2 separate regions of the Homo sapiens genome follow, and region 1 is linked to region 2. Evidence: chromatin loops called from intact Hi-C (ENCODE). Cell type or tissue: A673. All regions are shown on one strand. Links, peaks and the distances in the headings refer to the core of each region. The heading gives the core; the rest is flanking DNA.

Region 1 (8,498 bases), core at 260-8,259, 370 kb before region 2:
TATGCCATAGTTACTGATGTAGCTGTACTTGAAAGTAAGCCTCTTCCCCCAGGGACCAGCACCCAGTTAGCAGAACTAGTGGCACTTACCCAAGACTTAGAACTGGGAAAGGGAAAAAGAATAAATGTGTATACACATAGCAAGTATGCTTATCTAATCCTACATGCCCATGCTGCAATATGGAAAGAAAGGGTTAGGGTTCCCCCTAATCTCTGGGGGTACTCCCAATAAATACACAAGGAAATTATGGAGTTATTGCATGCAGTGCAAAAACCCAAGGAGGTGACAGTCTGACACTGCTGAAGCCATCAAAAAGGGAAGGAGAAGGGAGAACAGCAGCATAACAGCTGGCAGAGGCAGCAGAAAGGAAAGAGAGAAAGAGACAGGAAGTCAGAGAAAGAGAAAGAGGAAGAAACAGAGACACAAAGAGAGGGAGTCAGAGAGGGAAAGAAAGAGAGACACAGAAAGAGAGAGAGGAAGAGACAAAGAAGGAGTCAAAGAGAGAGACAGAGAGAGGAAGAGAGAGAAAGAGACAAGAAGTCAAAGAGAAAGAAAGAGAGATGGAAGTAGTAAAGAAAAAACAGTGTACCCTATTCCTTTAAAAGCCAGGGTAAATTTAAGACCTATCATTGATAATTGAAGGTCTTCTCTGTAACCCTATAACACTCCATTACCACCTTGTTGTCAGTGTAAACAAGGGCATAGCCCAAAAGCACTGAGGTCACTGACAATCCGTAGCCTTTCTATCAAAAATCCTTAACTCAGAAGGTTTCCTAATAGGTGATCTAAATCTTAATTAATTACCATACAAAGGTCCAACCAGACCAAGGAGGAACTCCCTTCAGGACAGGATGATAGATGTTTCCTCCTAGGTGATTAAGGGAAAAAGACACAATGGGTATTCTGTAAGTGATAAGGAAACGCTAACAGAAGCAGAATTAGGAAAATTGCCTAATAGTTGGTCTGCTTAAACATGCGAGCTGTTTGCACTCAGCCAAATCTTAAAGTACTTACAGAATCAGGAAGGAGCTATCTATACAGAAAAAGTAAAGTTTGCTAAAAGTTAACAGTGTAACATGCATTATCCTACTACCACACACTCTCAAAGGATTTCTCAGTTTGCAAGAAATAACAAAATCTATCCTTACTTTACAATCCCAATTAGACTTTCTGTGTCTGTCCTTCTTTCTCTCTGACTCCTTTTCACGTCACCTCTCAGTAGGAATACAGGAAGCATGAAAGTCCGGAGACTAGGAAATAATTGTCAAAGGGCTTAAAATGAACCGGCTTAGGGAATCTTGGAAGTAGGAACTGGTGTTACTTATTCTGCAATTTCCTAGGGCATTTCTTGCTTCTATTTGGTGATAAAGATAGGGTGTTGGTATTTGGGATCCATCTTGTTCCTATTCCTGTATGGTTCCCCTACAGATTGGCTATATAACTGAAGAGCATATTTTCTTACTTTTTTTCTGATTTCCTGTATCCCCTGGGGAGAGACCCGCTGTGCAATTTTTAAACTACCATATTCTGTACCTCCAGACAGAGTGTATGTGGGGCTCCATACTATATGCCTTTGAAAGAAAAAGGGTATGGCAGAGGGGGCCAGTCCCAGACCACAGTGGAAAAACACACTGAGCTGAAACAGATCCATGCATTGCTTGGCCTTAGAGCTCAAATAAAATGGATAAAACCAGTTATGAAAGAATCAAAACAATAAGGGATAATTACAAAGGGCACTAATCCTGTGATACCCCCATACTTCCATTAAAGAAGTCAGGTAAATTTGATAAAGATGGTTGATGTCTATATAGCTTTCCACAAAATTTCAGGAAAGTAAATGAATTTGCTGTTCTATTAATCTCTATAGTCCCTAACATGACGATTATTCTGACTTCTGACTTTGGTACCATTGTCTGAAAATGTTTTCTCTAGAACTGGTCTACACTTTCCCTCCCTCCCTCCTTTTCTCCCTTCCTCCCTTCCTTCTCCTTCCTTTCTCTCTCTCTCTCAGGGTGACAAATAGGGATTCTCTGAGCCAAAAATGCTCATTAAAGGAATCCTACATTCTGCAGAAATGGGACAACAGTAATCCTCCACTATTCTTAGTCCTCTGCTGGGAACATTCCTAGAGAAGTGTAGTCATAACTAGAATATGGTGGTAGATGCAGAGGGGCAACTGCTGTAGCTGGTTCTGTTAAGGAGGTCTGAGTGGTACATTTCCATAGCTGCCACATAGTGAGATACTTTTTAACAATAAAAGGAATGAAACTCTAATCTACACAACCACCTGAATAGGTCTCAAAAAGATTATGTTGTGCCAAAGAGGTCAGATACAAAAGAGTGCATGACACCATTTATATAACATGACACCATTTATATAAAATTCTAGATAATTCCTACAGTACAATAGCAGATCAGTGGGTGCCTAGGGTCAGGGAAGAGGGGTAAGGATTAGCTGGACAGGGGCACAAGGAAACCGTCTGAAGTAATAGAAATGTTCTGTTAAATGTGGTGGTGGTTACACTGCTTTGTATATTTGCCAAATTCATAGAACTTAAAATGGGTGCATTTTCTTGTAGGTGAATTACACCTTAATAAAGCTGACTTCTTAGGACAATCTACCTTCTCAATAAGCTGTTGCTGCTACCCTGGTTTTAAACATTTTTTTGTAAAACTTAATTTTTTCCTAATGTTTCTACTGTTTTGGCATTTTTTCATTTTATTATGAAAGATGATTAACATTCAGAAGATTATGTAAAATGTGTACTCATTTAAAAATAATACTACTAATAATAAAGCAAACACTACATACTTACCACCCAGGATAAAAGGAGAAAGCATTGCTGATGCCTTAGAAGGTCCATGCGCCTCCCCACTTCCTCCCCCTTCATATAGGTTCATATAACTCTCTTAGTTCTGTACTATACATGTTAGAAGCCCTGGAATTCTGTCTCCTACTCACTTCTTCTGCTTAGACCTTTCTGCATGATGTTGTCTAGCTTTTTTTGTTTTCAGAGATTATCTATATGCTGATCCATCTTCTAAAACTCCAAATATTTTATGGCAGATGTAAATTTATTGTCACAACAGGCAAATCTTGAAAAATGCAAGTCTATTTGCTTGCTATAGTGAAACTTCACATAGCCCTTATTTTGTCTTAAGTGCCCATGAGGGGAAGTTTCATTCCTGTTAATTCAGAGTAAACTGAGTTACTGGCAGCTTAAAATTCATCATCTTTTGGGTAACCACTCAGTCAAATTAGGATGTTCCTTCGCTGAATTTTCCTTGCCTTATCATCAAGCGATACTCTATGTTCTGGGTTAGTAGACAAGGTATTAACATCTGCTCTCTGGCAGCCTCTGCCAAGACTTACTTATGCCTAACATATTGATCCCTAGTGCCAAGAAATATATCTGCTAAAATAATCAGTGCATTTCCTCTTTCCTACTCCTTTTCTTCAAAGCTTCCTATTTCTTGAAAAGTCTAGAACTTGTATGAAAGTGAGATTGTAAAAACTTAAATAAGATTATCTATTCAACACTATTACAAGCTTCCAGTTTAGTTTGTTTTAAAACTTCTAGTCATTGACAGTCTTGAATAAATTAGCCTACAAGATCATAAATCAATATGCCTATTAATATTATAAATCAATTTAAAAACTGAGGCATTTCTGAAAAACTGTAGACACCAAATTGTGGGTCCTCACCCTATATACAGCAAACTCATAGATTTCAGAAACCTGTTTTTCCACTCTTTTCATCACTGTTTTTGGCATAACATCTTACAGCAAATTATAAAGATACTACTACTAAAAGGAGAAATAGTTGACAGCTTTGATTATTCAATTCATCAACAAATGCTGAGTAATGTCAAGGGGACAAAAGTGGAGTATTCCCTTTTTGTTATAATGAATAATAATTTTTTTGATGATTGAAACCAAATTGTACTCAACTCTGTCCTTCTGCAGGTTCTTGGAATAGCCCCGTGTTTATAGAAACACACACACACACACACACACACACAAGTTGAACTAAGCCAACTTAACAGGTAGAGAGGTTAAAGTAAACTTTAAACTCTCTAATTTGTAAGATTTATTCTTAGGATACCAAAATACAGATCAAAAAGCCACTTGGTGGCTGGGCAAGGTGGCTCACGCCTGTAATCCCAGCACCCTGGGAGGCGGAGGCAGGTCAATCACCTGAGGTCAGGAGTTCCAGACCAGCCTGACCAACGTGGTGAAACCCTGTCTCTACTAAAAATAAAAAAAATTAACTTGGTGTGGTGGCGCATGCCTGTGATCCGGGCTACTTGGGAGGCTGGGGCAGGAGAATTGCTTGAACACAGGAGGTGAAGGTTGCAGTGAGCCGAGATCACACCACTGCTCTCCAGCCTGGGTGGCAGAGAAAGGCTCCGTCTCAAAAAAAAAAAAAAAAAAAAAAAAAAAAAAAAAAAAAAGGCCACTTGGTAATATCTGGACTTATGAATTTTCATAACTCATAACAATGAACTTTTCCAAGCTGATTATGCCCTTTACTCAGCCTGGTTTGGCACCTTCTCTTTCAGAATACATCAATGCCTCCTTTGCATATAGACTAATTCATTCCTTCTTTGGGGAAAGTAGACCTTGAAACTCTTTGTAACACATCATGGCTATTGGTGTCCAATCAATGGGGGTAGACAAACATATATTGCAAGATAACTCACATTACTGTTTTTCTTATGAGCTAATCGAAGTAAAAACACTGAGAAATCTATTATTGAAAATTTTAGGTTTTTCATCTCATAAAATATTTTGTGATTGAAATAAATATTAAACGAACCACTGAGAGGCAGTATAGTCCCCAAAATTATTTTTTCTTCTCATGAAAAGACAGGCATACTTTGAAACCAAAGCGTACCAATATTGCTGTCAAATATTTTAATGTACATAAGAGAAGAGAAAATCACCAGCCGTATCTCATTCTTCTGACTTGTTTTAACCAACCAGAAAACTAGCCATTTTAGAAACAGAAACTTGAAAACTAGAAAATTGAAAACTACAGTATTAAGAAAAAATGGTTTCACAGCAAGATCATAAAGTGTGTTTATATTTTTAAGGGAACAGTAAGGAATGAATCTAAAGATCCATTTGTTAGGGATCTTATTTTAACCAAGTGTCTATTTTTGGTAAGTAATTTTACTAAAACAAATTCAATGGAAAAATTCAGAAGCAAGGGTTAAATGATCCACTGTGAAGGTATAAGACAGATTTGTAAAACTAAACAAAAGCAAACTCATAGTAAAATATTTCAGTTGAACCGACAGAACTTTTTTGGTTCCTGCTCCATCTGCAGATGATACTAGTCCCTCACTGTGCCACACATCATGTGGCCTCTGTGGAAAACAACAACAACAACCACACACAAAAAAAAAAACAGGACACATGAAGCATTTTACAAAAATAAATATTTTTCTCTTGCAATATTTTGCAAAAAATGTCCAGGTTTCAGAATAACTGTCTATTTAAAAATATATATATAGAAGGTACTTAAAGTAAAAACCCATAAAGAAACAAAAAATGTTACCAAAGTTAGTCTGTTCAAGGTTGGAAAATAAAAATTCATTCACTTGATTTTTATATCTGCAAGGGTCAAAGGTCATCATATATCTCTAGTTATCAGTATTTCAAAAGTCAGAGAGGTAGCAACTTAAGAAAGGGCTCAAGGCTTCACTACTGAGGAATTAGTGCTCTGTGGGATGTTTTGCTCTTTAAAGTTTATCTGAGGATATAAAGTATCTTTCTTCCCAACTGTTATCTGAGGTGTGTAACCACAATGGCAGCAGAGCAAGGTGTCCATTTTGCCCACTCAGTGTCTGTTTCTGGTCATTTCATCTCCAAAGTGAAGATTTAACCACACAAATTTGTTTAGCTATTTTCTAATTCAGTATCACTAATTTGATGTTTTCTTTATTTAGTTGGTTTTATTTATTTAAAAATGTACTGGTTGATATGGTTAACAAACTAAATCCATAGGAAACTATAATTTCGTATTTTATTTCTCCCTGGAGGATCTGTGAAGCTCCCGAGGTCATAGTCTTCTTGCCAGAAGGACTTTCATTACCCTTATAAACATATGTATTCCAAGGCTAGTATTTAGACAACATCCAATACACTCCTACTAAGTTTTGCCTGAAGTACTTATAAATGTAGAGATATTTTTCTTCTTTCAAGATTCCCATAGTGTCAATGTTCCTATCCTACCAGAAGTGATATTCTTTCCAAGCTGGTAAGTCTGGGACCTATAAATCATAGAGCAGGCACCAGGGAGTACACAGTAGCCTCAAGAAGAATATCCCCTGTTCTTCAATATTGGACTTAGCATGCTTGATTTAATAAAATTTATCTGTAGCTGTGGCATTTCTGTAACACTCATGGTTATAAATTTGATTTGTTCAATTATATCCTGTAAAGAAGAAAGATTTATGTTGAAACTATGTAAATAACCACATTGTAATAAAAAGCAACAGGACACTTTGGAGGCATTATGCCTAATGTTTAACTATTGTTCTGAGCAGTTTGGTCAACACAACAATAATGTGTTTTTTAGTTTGGCAAAATCATCTTCCTTAAATTTTTCCGATGATTTATTAGTTATTTTGTATATTAGATTTTTTTAAACTTCTTTGAATTCTAACGTGTCAATTGAAAAAGATAACATTTAAAGAGTTTTTCCAGTTTGTAGAAGTATACTTAGTCTGTTAACATCGATAGATCAAGAAGAAAGAAAGATGGGCGTTGTTATATTTCAATTAAAAACTAAAACATCAACCACAACTTAATTTTCTCATCAGTGTCATTCAGACTGAGGTCATTACTTCTTATTCATTTTATCTTGAATTATTTCACAACATCATCTGTATTTGCACCAAGAGTGTTAGAAATCCTCAGTCTGCTCACGGGAGGAGGAAGCATGTGCACCTTAGGCTATTCCATGCAGAACCCATTGTTAAGAGCATGCAGTAAAATCCTTTACTGAAGTCATCATTCTTTTGATATTTCTTCTAGAATACTCTGAATCTTGTAGCAGAGGACTTTATGCAAGTGTGAAGGAAAAGCAGAACCACTTTTTACTTACAGGACTAAAATACTCTTGGTGATTTTATTACAATAATGAACAAAATCAGAATGGGGAACAGTGAAGTCCTGCACTGAAGTTTCACATGAATAAATATTTTAAGAATTTAGTAAATGATTACTCTAAAAATAAGAATATATTATTGATGAAGTTACTGATGAGTTTGTAAGGTCCTTTAATTTATCCTATAAAATGTGTGTTATGATTGTCACAATTGGCAAGCGATTTTAAACTTAAAAAGTAACTCTGTTTCAAATCAACTTAGTTATTCTGGCAGTCTTTATGCATTACCTTAACTGTTCCTATTCATTTGTCCAAAAGTACACATTTATTGAAATATATTCATTTTGTATATAATTACCATAAGAGAGATCAGCTTTCCTTTTTGATTTGTCAGCGCTTCTTTTATCTTGAGTTTGGCAAACAGGACAGTTTTGACAGTAGTGTTAAGCTAATTAAAATTATGGCACAATCATATATACATATGCAATCATTTTTCTTATCCCTCCTCATGAAGAGAAAGGGCAAAGTATTGGTGGTGTCTAGTAGTCTTTTGGGGTAAAAAACATATTGATAGTTTTTATTATTCTGGTTTGGAGGCGAATTTGTTGCTCAAAAGGAGGCCGTATATAAGTTCTAACAGTTTTAAAGATAATAAACAGTTATAGGAAACAGTTGTAATTTTGACTTAGGTTGAAAATCCAACTCAGCAGTAAGTAATAAATATTAGAAACTCTAGCCTTTTGAGACTTCAAATTTCGTTAGAAATGGATTCAAAAGCATGAAAAAAATCACACACACCCACACACAAACACATACACACACAAACGGGCTCTTGAGTGAGAGTGTTTTAATAATTATAACAATCTTTGCTATCAAAGAATAAAATCACATAGTGCTTCTTGTTAAGAGCAGACTATATATTCAAAGATTAATTTTTCTTTCAAATATTTATCTTCTTTATCATCTGTAAGCTTCCTTTAATAATTTTAAAATCTTGATACATATTTTTAGCCATACATTAATGCACATATAGTTAAAGGTTAGTCTTAAATTATCTCAGAATGCAAATTGCTATTTTCCCCTCTCTGTGGCAAGTGATGCTTCATTAAAGTGGCTAAGAACAAGGGCCAGGTTTTTCTTCTCAACCTAGAGACAGAAAAGAAAGAGCTATCACAGAGGGAATCCAATATAATTTTTTGTCCTGGAAAGATAAAACTTAAAGTTCCTGGGTAAATGTAACTCCCCCTTCCAAAATGAATACAGCAGGCTTACATTTGTTTAATCGATCAGATGAAAAAACTGTGGCCTGAAGAAGATAAGTGCCACATAGACCAATTTTTAAAAAAAAATTCATCCTGTTTTAAAATGGCGAGAATCAAA
Region 2 (8,498 bases), core at 331-8,330:
TGGATACTCCTGACTATACAAATGCATTTTAATGAAGAATTTACTAGATGACATGTAAATATTTATAATAATCAGCAGTAACTTCACACCAGCCTGCAACTTAAATTCTACTAAGGTGAAAACAGATTTCAGAGAATCAGCAAGTCAGATCTGTATGTATCCAGGACTTTTTTTGTCTGTTCACTTTAGAAGACAGTAGATTTTCTTTTTATTTACAAAAAATGCCAAGACATTTTCTTTCTATTCCTATCAATGATCCCTAAAATATCTTAAGTACTATAAGAAAGTCACAGGCAAAAAATTCAAAATGACCCACTAGTTTTACAGCTTCTTAATTCTTAATGATTAAACAGCTTAAAACTGAGGCAAGGGAAGGGAAGATATATTCAAAGAGGGTGCCAAAGACTACACTGAAACAATAACCATGTGTTGGCTATTGTATTTTCTTGTTATAGAAAATTTCAATTTTCTGTCCACATTTTGTTGATTCTATTTGTAATGATATCAAACATGGGAGTAAGAATCGGAATAATTTACACTGGTATGTTTATTTTCAAAAGGCTGGCAAAGGGGATCAGAAATGGGACTTTTTACTCAAGGGTCCTGATATGAGGGAGGCAGGGTAGTGAGAGAAGGTCACTAATTCTTTGGCCACTCAAAACATTAACAATGTGCTACCTTGACTCTGTAAATCATTGATGACATCTTTAAGTTCACCTGAAATAACAAAAAGTTGGGTCTGTAAGGGAACCTAGTAGCCTGTGGGCATGCTTGCCAAGCACTGAAGTCCTATCTCCCCACTTCTCCTACAGATAACGAGCTGCACGGCCAAGAGAGTCACAATTCAGGCAACAGGAGCGACGGGCCAGGAAAGAACACCACCCTTCACAATGAATTTGACACAATTGTCTTGCCGGTGCTTTATCTCATTATATTTGTGGCAAGCATCTTGCTGAATGGTTTAGCAGTGTGGATCTTCTTCCACATTAGGAATAAAACCAGCTTCATATTCTATCTCAAAAACATAGTGGTTGCAGACCTCATAATGACGCTGACATTTCCATTTCGAATAGTCCATGATGCAGGATTTGGACCTTGGTACTTCAAGTTTATTCTCTGCAGATACACTTCAGTTTTGTTTTATGCAAACATGTATACTTCCATCGTGTTCCTTGGGCTGATAAGCATTGATCGCTATCTGAAGGTGGTCAAGCCATTTGGGGACTCTCGGATGTACAGCATAACCTTCACGAAGGTTTTATCTGTTTGTGTTTGGGTGATCATGGCTGTTTTGTCTTTGCCAAACATCATCCTAACAAATGGTCAGCCAACAGAGGACAATATCCATGACTGCTCAAAACTTAAAAGTCCTTTGGGGGTCAAATGGCATACGGCAGTCACCTATGTGAACAGCTGCTTGTTTGTGGCCGTGCTGGTGATTCTGATCGGATGTTACATAGCCATATCCAGGTACATCCACAAATCCAGCAGGCAATTCATAAGTCAGTCAAGCCGAAAGCGAAAACATAACCAGAGCATCAGGGTTGTTGTGGCTGTGTTTTTTACCTGCTTTCTACCATATCACTTGTGCAGAATTCCTTTTACTTTTAGTCACTTAGACAGGCTTTTAGATGAATCTGCACAAAAAATCCTATATTACTGCAAAGAAATTACACTTTTCTTGTCTGCGTGTAATGTTTGCCTGGATCCAATAATTTACTTTTTCATGTGTAGGTCATTTTCAAGAAGGCTGTTCAAAAAATCAAATATCAGAACCAGGAGTGAAAGCATCAGATCACTGCAAAGTGTGAGAAGATCGGAAGTTCGCATATATTATGATTACACTGATGTGTAGGCCTTTTATTGTTTGTTGGAATCGATATGTACAAAGTGTAAATAAATGTTTCTTTTCATTATCCTTGCTTGAGCCCATCAAAAATATGAATTCAAAGAACTAAAATGATATGAAATGGGGTCATAATTTGAAAGTAAGGAAAACATTAAAGCATAGCAAAGAGATAAACAAGAGGTAGCGTATGGGTGAATGGCAGGGTTAATGGCTGGAAGTCTGAGGAGCAGAGTGAAAGGGCAGAATGAGCCACAGCAATGTCCCTGCACTGTGGCCATCCTCCAGGAAAAGCTGCTGCTCTGAAGCCACTTTTGCAGAGAACAAAAAGTATAGAAAAGAGAATTATATCTATCCTTGAAGTTGAAGGATAGGAAAAGAAACTACTACTTTCCATCTATAAACTAAGATCTTTGGCAGTCATCCCCTCATTCTCTGTGTGGGGATTTTTTAAAATTATTTTTTCCTTTACTCAACACTATAGAAATGAAGGTAGAGGGTGTGTGTGTGTGTGTGTGTGTGTGTGTGTGTGTGTGTGTAAGGGCTTCATTTTAGGACCGTGTGTGTGTGTGTGTGTGTGTGTGTGTGTGTGTGTGTGTGTAAGGGCTTCATTTTAGGACCCTCTGTGTCCAGGTCAGAGCCCACCTTCAGGGCTCCAAAAGCAAGTAGGAATGAGCTGTGGAAATGCTTCTGCCTCCTCTCTGTGCTTCATGCCTCACCCCCACTCCTGTGATGCTCCTGTGATACTACCTTTCATTCCTCTGGGTAAGAGATTGCCCTCCAGCATCGTAAATGCCTCGTGGGAGACGCATTAACAGAGGAGGAGTGAAGGCGTGTTTGCTGACTAAAAGAAGACGTTATGGTTAACAGTCAAACACACGTGAATAACACAGTACAATACTTCATTTAGAGTCTTGTAAACTGCAAAGTTCTAAGAAGCTCAAATGAGCAAAAATGAGAGCACAAGAATAACTTAGCTCAACAATGACTATCATTGTTAGGTAGAGGAAAAGAATTCAGGGACTACAAAGAATCTTACTCTAAGTGTCTAGTGTCTTACTCTATCTAAGTCAGTCAGGTTTAGCAGAGAGGTTAATGGCAAAGGGGTTAAAAGGATTATCTGAGGACTTCTATCAAAATATCTGTCCATCAAGATTCCAATTCTATAAATGCAATGGACACTGAAGTGCATGAATTTATATATACCTCAGTTGGTCATTTGCATAGCTATCACCGCCCCCAATTGTGTGTCACTGGCTAGATTAAGATAGTCATATTTTAGATCAGCTAATTAAGAAAAGGCAATTTGAAAGGCCAATTCTTTTCTCCACTTTCCCCAGAAAGTCACAGGTAAATTACAGCTTCCGTATATATATAGAGGAGGAGCAGACCAGCCTGACCAACATGGAGAAACCCCGTCTCTACTAAAAATACAAAATCAGCCGGGCGTGGTGGCGCATGCCTGTAATCCCATCTACTCGGAAGGCTGAGGCAGGAGAATTGCTTGAACCCGGGAGGTGGAGGTTGCAGTGAGCCGAGATCGTGCCATTGCATTCCAGCTTGGGCAACAAGAGCAAAATTCCATCTCAAAAAAAAGAAGAGGAGCAAGCTGCGCGCAGTGGCTCACACCTGTAATCCCAGCACTTAGGGAAGCCAAGGTCAGGAGCTCGAGACCAGCCTGACCAACATGGTGAAACCCCCCGTCTCTACTAAAAATACAAAAATTAGCTGGGCATGGTGGCACACACCTGTAATCCCAGCTACTTAGAAGGCTGAGGCAGGAGAATCTTTTGAACTCCAGATGGGGAGGTTGCAGTGAGCCAAGATCATGCCACTGCACTCCAGCCTGGACAAAAGAGCAAAACTCCATCCAAAAAAAAAAAAAAAAAGGAGCAATATTATTGCTGGGAAAATACCTTCAGTACATGTCCTATCCTCTTCATCCTCTGTTTCTACCACACCACAGCTCCCAGGCAATAATCTCAAAAATGATATTATCTACTTTCGTGTTTATATAAGCTATTAAATGTATGACCTCTTTAACAGCATCAACTGGCTCCATTCAGCACTCTGGAGTTTAGCAAGTACTTCTCTATCCCATATCTCATTTAATCCTTTCATTCAGGCCTCAATTCTAAGAGGTCTTTAAAACATCTAAATCCCACTTTAATGTTTCTAAAATTAGACTGCTATATAGTTACTAGGCATGTTTAATGTGATAGTAGCTTTATTTCTCCTACATGACATTATTAAATCAATGGAATATCTTCAAACGTAGGCTAAAAACACAGAGAACATCATCCCTATTTTTTTAAAAGTCATATGACAAAAACCATCAATATCAAACTGCTTATATTTCATACCAATTCCCACGCTGTGGCATGAAAAATATTTATCCAGGCCAATGAAAAATGAATCATTTACATGAGCTAAATAACATCAATGGGAATAATACATGATGCTAGTGTCAGAAGTTACATAATACTCTATTAATATTGAATAAAATAATTACATTTGATTGCTTTTTCAAAACTGGCTTTTGGGAATAATCTAAAATTTGAAATCCAAAATTTCTTACTTAGGGCTTTTGGATTACATTCAGTATTTCAGAATCTTCTCAGAAAGCAATAAATAGTGTATTTATTCTTCCTTTTATGCAGAAAAGAAACATATTCAGAGAATTTCCAAAAGGAAATTTTCCATTCTTCATAAAACTGACATTCAGAGAAACTGATCTTGTAGAAAATCTTTCAATGTGTGTGTTACTGACTGTTATATTCATTAAACCACTTCATAAATATTTTACCCTCAATTTGAAATTGTATAATAGTATTTTGTTTCTCAACCATCGTTTCAAGAGAATGTGGTGCCTAAGGGAATGCAGAAATTTAAATACGTCAAAATTTTGTGTGTGTGCACACATGCAAACGAGAATAAATACAGCTTAAACATAAAAACATGTAATGACCACCATAAGGAAATGTGACATACTAGAAAAAAACAAATAAAAACAAAAAAAAAAAAAAACAGAAAACAAGGACAAAATAAAGCGTAGGAACCATTTAAATCTTATAAAGACTGTACCCAGACTAAGCACCACAAGAAGCCAATTATCAATAAATACTAAGCACACGCCATATAAAAAGATACTGTGCTCAGCATGATACATAAAAGAATCTCTGGATACCCCTAAATGACTTCTAAAATTAAATACTTAAGAACAAACATTTTCGATTTTCAACATAATACAAGTATCATAGTAGATGCAGAATTCAGCACACTCCCCAGTCTTCCATCACCATCTAGTGGTAAAATTCACAAAACAGGTGAAGAAAATTCAATTTTTGTCCTATTTACAGCATTCGAATTCACAGTAACACAGCCTAGCACTTTGCTAAAGTTTTCCTTTAAACATCCTTATTAATGCTAATGTATACAAATGTGTATCCTGCAGCTGCCTAGTTCAGTGTAATATGGAAATGCTTGATGAGAATAATTAATGCTGTCAAGAAGTTTTGTTACAGATGTAAAAAAAAAAAAAAACAAGGCTGTAATAACATGAATTTCATGGGAAAATGCTACAAATAGACTGTTCTTTCTAAATTAACTTATAGAAAAATTTTAAAAATGTATAATTTATAGTTTCAAAAGTATACAAAATCATCATTAGAACTGAATAGGGAGGAGTAAGACTACCAGTGTTAAATAAAATTTTCCATCAATTTATCAAGAAACTCCTAAGATTCACTTTGAATGCAACTTTCATTTTGAATACTCTTGAAGTTTTCTTATAAGCCACAATGAAAGGAAATCATCTAAAATTATAAAAATGATTTAAAAAAAAGTCATCCTTAGAGACACACATCTCTTTTTCTCCTTAGTTGGAAACTCAAGATACAGAATTAAATTGGAAATTCCTTTTATTTCAGTTTAGGCAAACATTTTTAATAAAAGTAAACTGGCCAACTTCTCTTTGAATTATGTTAGAGTACGGTCGGAAGTGGTGGCTCATGCCTGTAATCCTAGCACTTTGGGAGGCCAAGGTGATCACAAGGTCAGGAGTTCAAGACCATCCTGGCCAACATGGTGAAACCCTGTCTCTACTAAAAGAATACAAAAATTAGCCAGGCATGGTGGTGTGCACCTGTAATCCCAGTTACTCAGGAGGTTGAAGCAGAAGAATTGCTCAAACCCGGGTGAACCTGGGAGGCGGAGGTTGCAGTGATCCGAGATCGCACCACTGCACCCCAGCCCACGTGACAGAGCAAGACTCTGTCTTTAAAAAAAAAAAAAAAATTGTGTTCGAGAATATTCAGTGGTTGTAGTCTGGGCAGACTCCCCAGCAACTCCTAGAATTGAACCATACATCTGATTTAATCAGCCTATGACAAGAATCTGCAAATAGATACTAGGTTCCCCAGGGTCTCCAAGTCTAGGTATAGGTTTAAATGTTACATGCAAGACTTTTCAACATTCTGGACACATTTACATAAATATATATGCAGACAAACACATAGCATGTATAATTGAGGCTAACAAGTTTAGCATAAAGAATGTAAATCAGCCCCTTAACCCATGATAGTTTTTAAACAGTCTTAAAAAGCTATATACAATGCTTAAGATGGTTACTGCTAGCCTGAAGCAAAATATCTTTCGTAACACAGAAAGCCATCTGTCAATTACCCAACGATGAATTACCTCTACGTATTTTGCAAAAAACCTGAACCATATCATACGTCCTTGAATAGTTCTTGACTTCTTCTCAGTATATAACTTATAATACAGAGTGAGTATCTTTTTCTATGCCTTATAGAATTGTCATGTACCTTTGTAAGTATGAGTCAACTTCCAACATTTTATCCTTTGTGCTTTCTACGTCATGAAATATTTCAAAAATTCCTTAATTGTGAAGTTTCTTGTCAGCATCACTTACTCTGGGATAGCTCATCCGTTCCCTGTAGATGTTAATAACTTTGCCTTCATTAAGTTCATCTAACAGCATATTATAGAGGTTTAACCTTCCCCTGGTTAGCTATTTCTTTTGTATTTCCATATGCCTGTGATTCAAATTTCACTTCCTATATTATCACTTTTCATTTCTCTCCTGAACTTTAATTTTTGTTGGTATACCCTCTTTCAAATATCTCTTTTTGTAAAATGTCATGGAGTTTATTATTGGCAAACAAGGAGGCAACACAACTACACACTTTGCTGCCACCTGTGCATGAACTGAATACCAGATGTGCAGTGACCAATCTCCAACAGACTTTGAAAGAAGTGAGATGACTGGCCACTCCTGTATGTTATTTACATGATGAGCTGCGAACTGGAGAGCTATCAATTAAGTTTGATAGCTTTATGCAACTACTTACAGTTAATATAATGTGGTAACTAAAATTTGGACTGTTGCAGGGAGACTGGTATTATTTAACTAAATCATGATAACTCAAATACATGTCAGAACTGTGAAATCAAGGCCTGCCTGCAAGTGTATATGTAACCATAATCATAATTCAAAGGAAAAACGGAGAGAAAAATATATAATGACATGTAATGGAACATGTAAATGCTTAGGCAGAACTATTTGAAATAATGTCATTCATTCATTCAACATGAAGTGGTCAAATGCTTGGATCTATACATTTAATTATGTGAATTTTTAACAGATACAAATATTTGTGACCCAAACACAACTTATATCATTACCATTAGTGATGTGGATCTCCAAAATAAATAATTCTTGACAAGATTCCAAATAAAGTATTTAGTAGACAGTAGCTATATACTTGGAAAAATTAGGCTGGTGTCTATTAAACCAGAAAAAATACATTTATATGTAAAATAGACTTAAATTATAGGCTCAGATATTAATGAACAAGTTTTTCACCCATGGGAAAGTTAATGGGTCACTCCTATAAGCAGCATGGGACAATTCTTCACTGTGTAAGAATTGTGCCTCATACTTTGCATGCTATAAAGCATTCATGGTCCCAGCCACTGAACATAGGGACAACAAGAAAATATCCTGAAATCAACAAATACTCTCTGGGGCAGTAATGCCTACATTGAGAACCCTGATTGGATTCCTGAGCCATTTGTGGAAAGATAGAAGAATATGACCAAGGTTTCAAGCAATATAGAATCCCAGATCTCTAGATATCAGCAGGTACCAACCAAATTTGGGAAGGGATAGAGTATTAATAAATAAAGGGTAAACTTTTTCTGGGCCGCTTCTATTAATCACAAAAATGGTAAAAAAAGAAAGCAATGATTTCTATAAAGTTTATTAAAAAGCTTCAATAGATGACTGCTTTGAAGTTTTGTACAAATGCTATTTGAAAGATAACTGTAGATATATAGATATACTTCCCATAGAAATCCCTAAAGAGGCAAGTTAAAAATAGTGATAATGATCAAATCTTACACAGTGCTCATCAGTCACTGTCCTACATGCTTTACTTTTTAATAAACCTTTAAATCGCCACAAGAACCTTATATAGTAGATATCCTATTACAGATGAAGAAACCGAGGCACACCTAGCTAGGAAGTGAAGTGATCGTGACAGGTTTTGAAGCTCTGGTGTCTGACTACAAAGTCCATGCTGTCACCAGGACTGCAATACTTTCTGTCTCCACCCCATCCAAGGAGGCC

What was found. Hi-C counts contacts between places; a loop is a spot of excess contacts. Peaks named below come from ENCODE experiments on the same cell type or tissue, not always from the same donor. Only the 100,000 strongest peaks of a DNase experiment are listed, where the experiment ranks them.
Region 1: it touches region 2 in a loop (2.6-fold over the local background); 7 of 110 quality-filtered maps call a loop at or near these places.

What each region holds. Positions count from the first base shown.
Region 1 is chr3:151,657,421-151,665,918 of GRCh38, reverse strand. It overlaps LINC02066 (long intergenic non-protein coding RNA 2066), which reads right to left. Exons shown (of 5, transcript NR_183765.1): 5 at 7,949-8,264. Among named protein-coding and RNA genes, the nearest start is that of AADACL2, 72 kb to the left of the region's middle. In A673, for the core only: a CTCF peak has its summit at 4,788; a DNase peak (open chromatin) is centred at 4,848; H3K27ac peaks cover 3,374 bases.
Region 2 is chr3:151,287,526-151,296,023 of GRCh38, reverse strand. The region is part of intron 16 of MED12L (mediator complex subunit 12L); the gene reads right to left. GPR87 (G protein-coupled receptor 87) reads left to right here. Exons shown (of 3, transcript NM_023915.4): 3 at 813-1,938. The coding sequence ends at 1,855. Among named protein-coding and RNA genes, the nearest start is that of P2RY14, 13 kb to the right of the region's middle. In A673, for the core only: a CTCF peak has its summit at 5,152 (motif pointing left); a DNase peak (open chromatin) is centred at 5,143.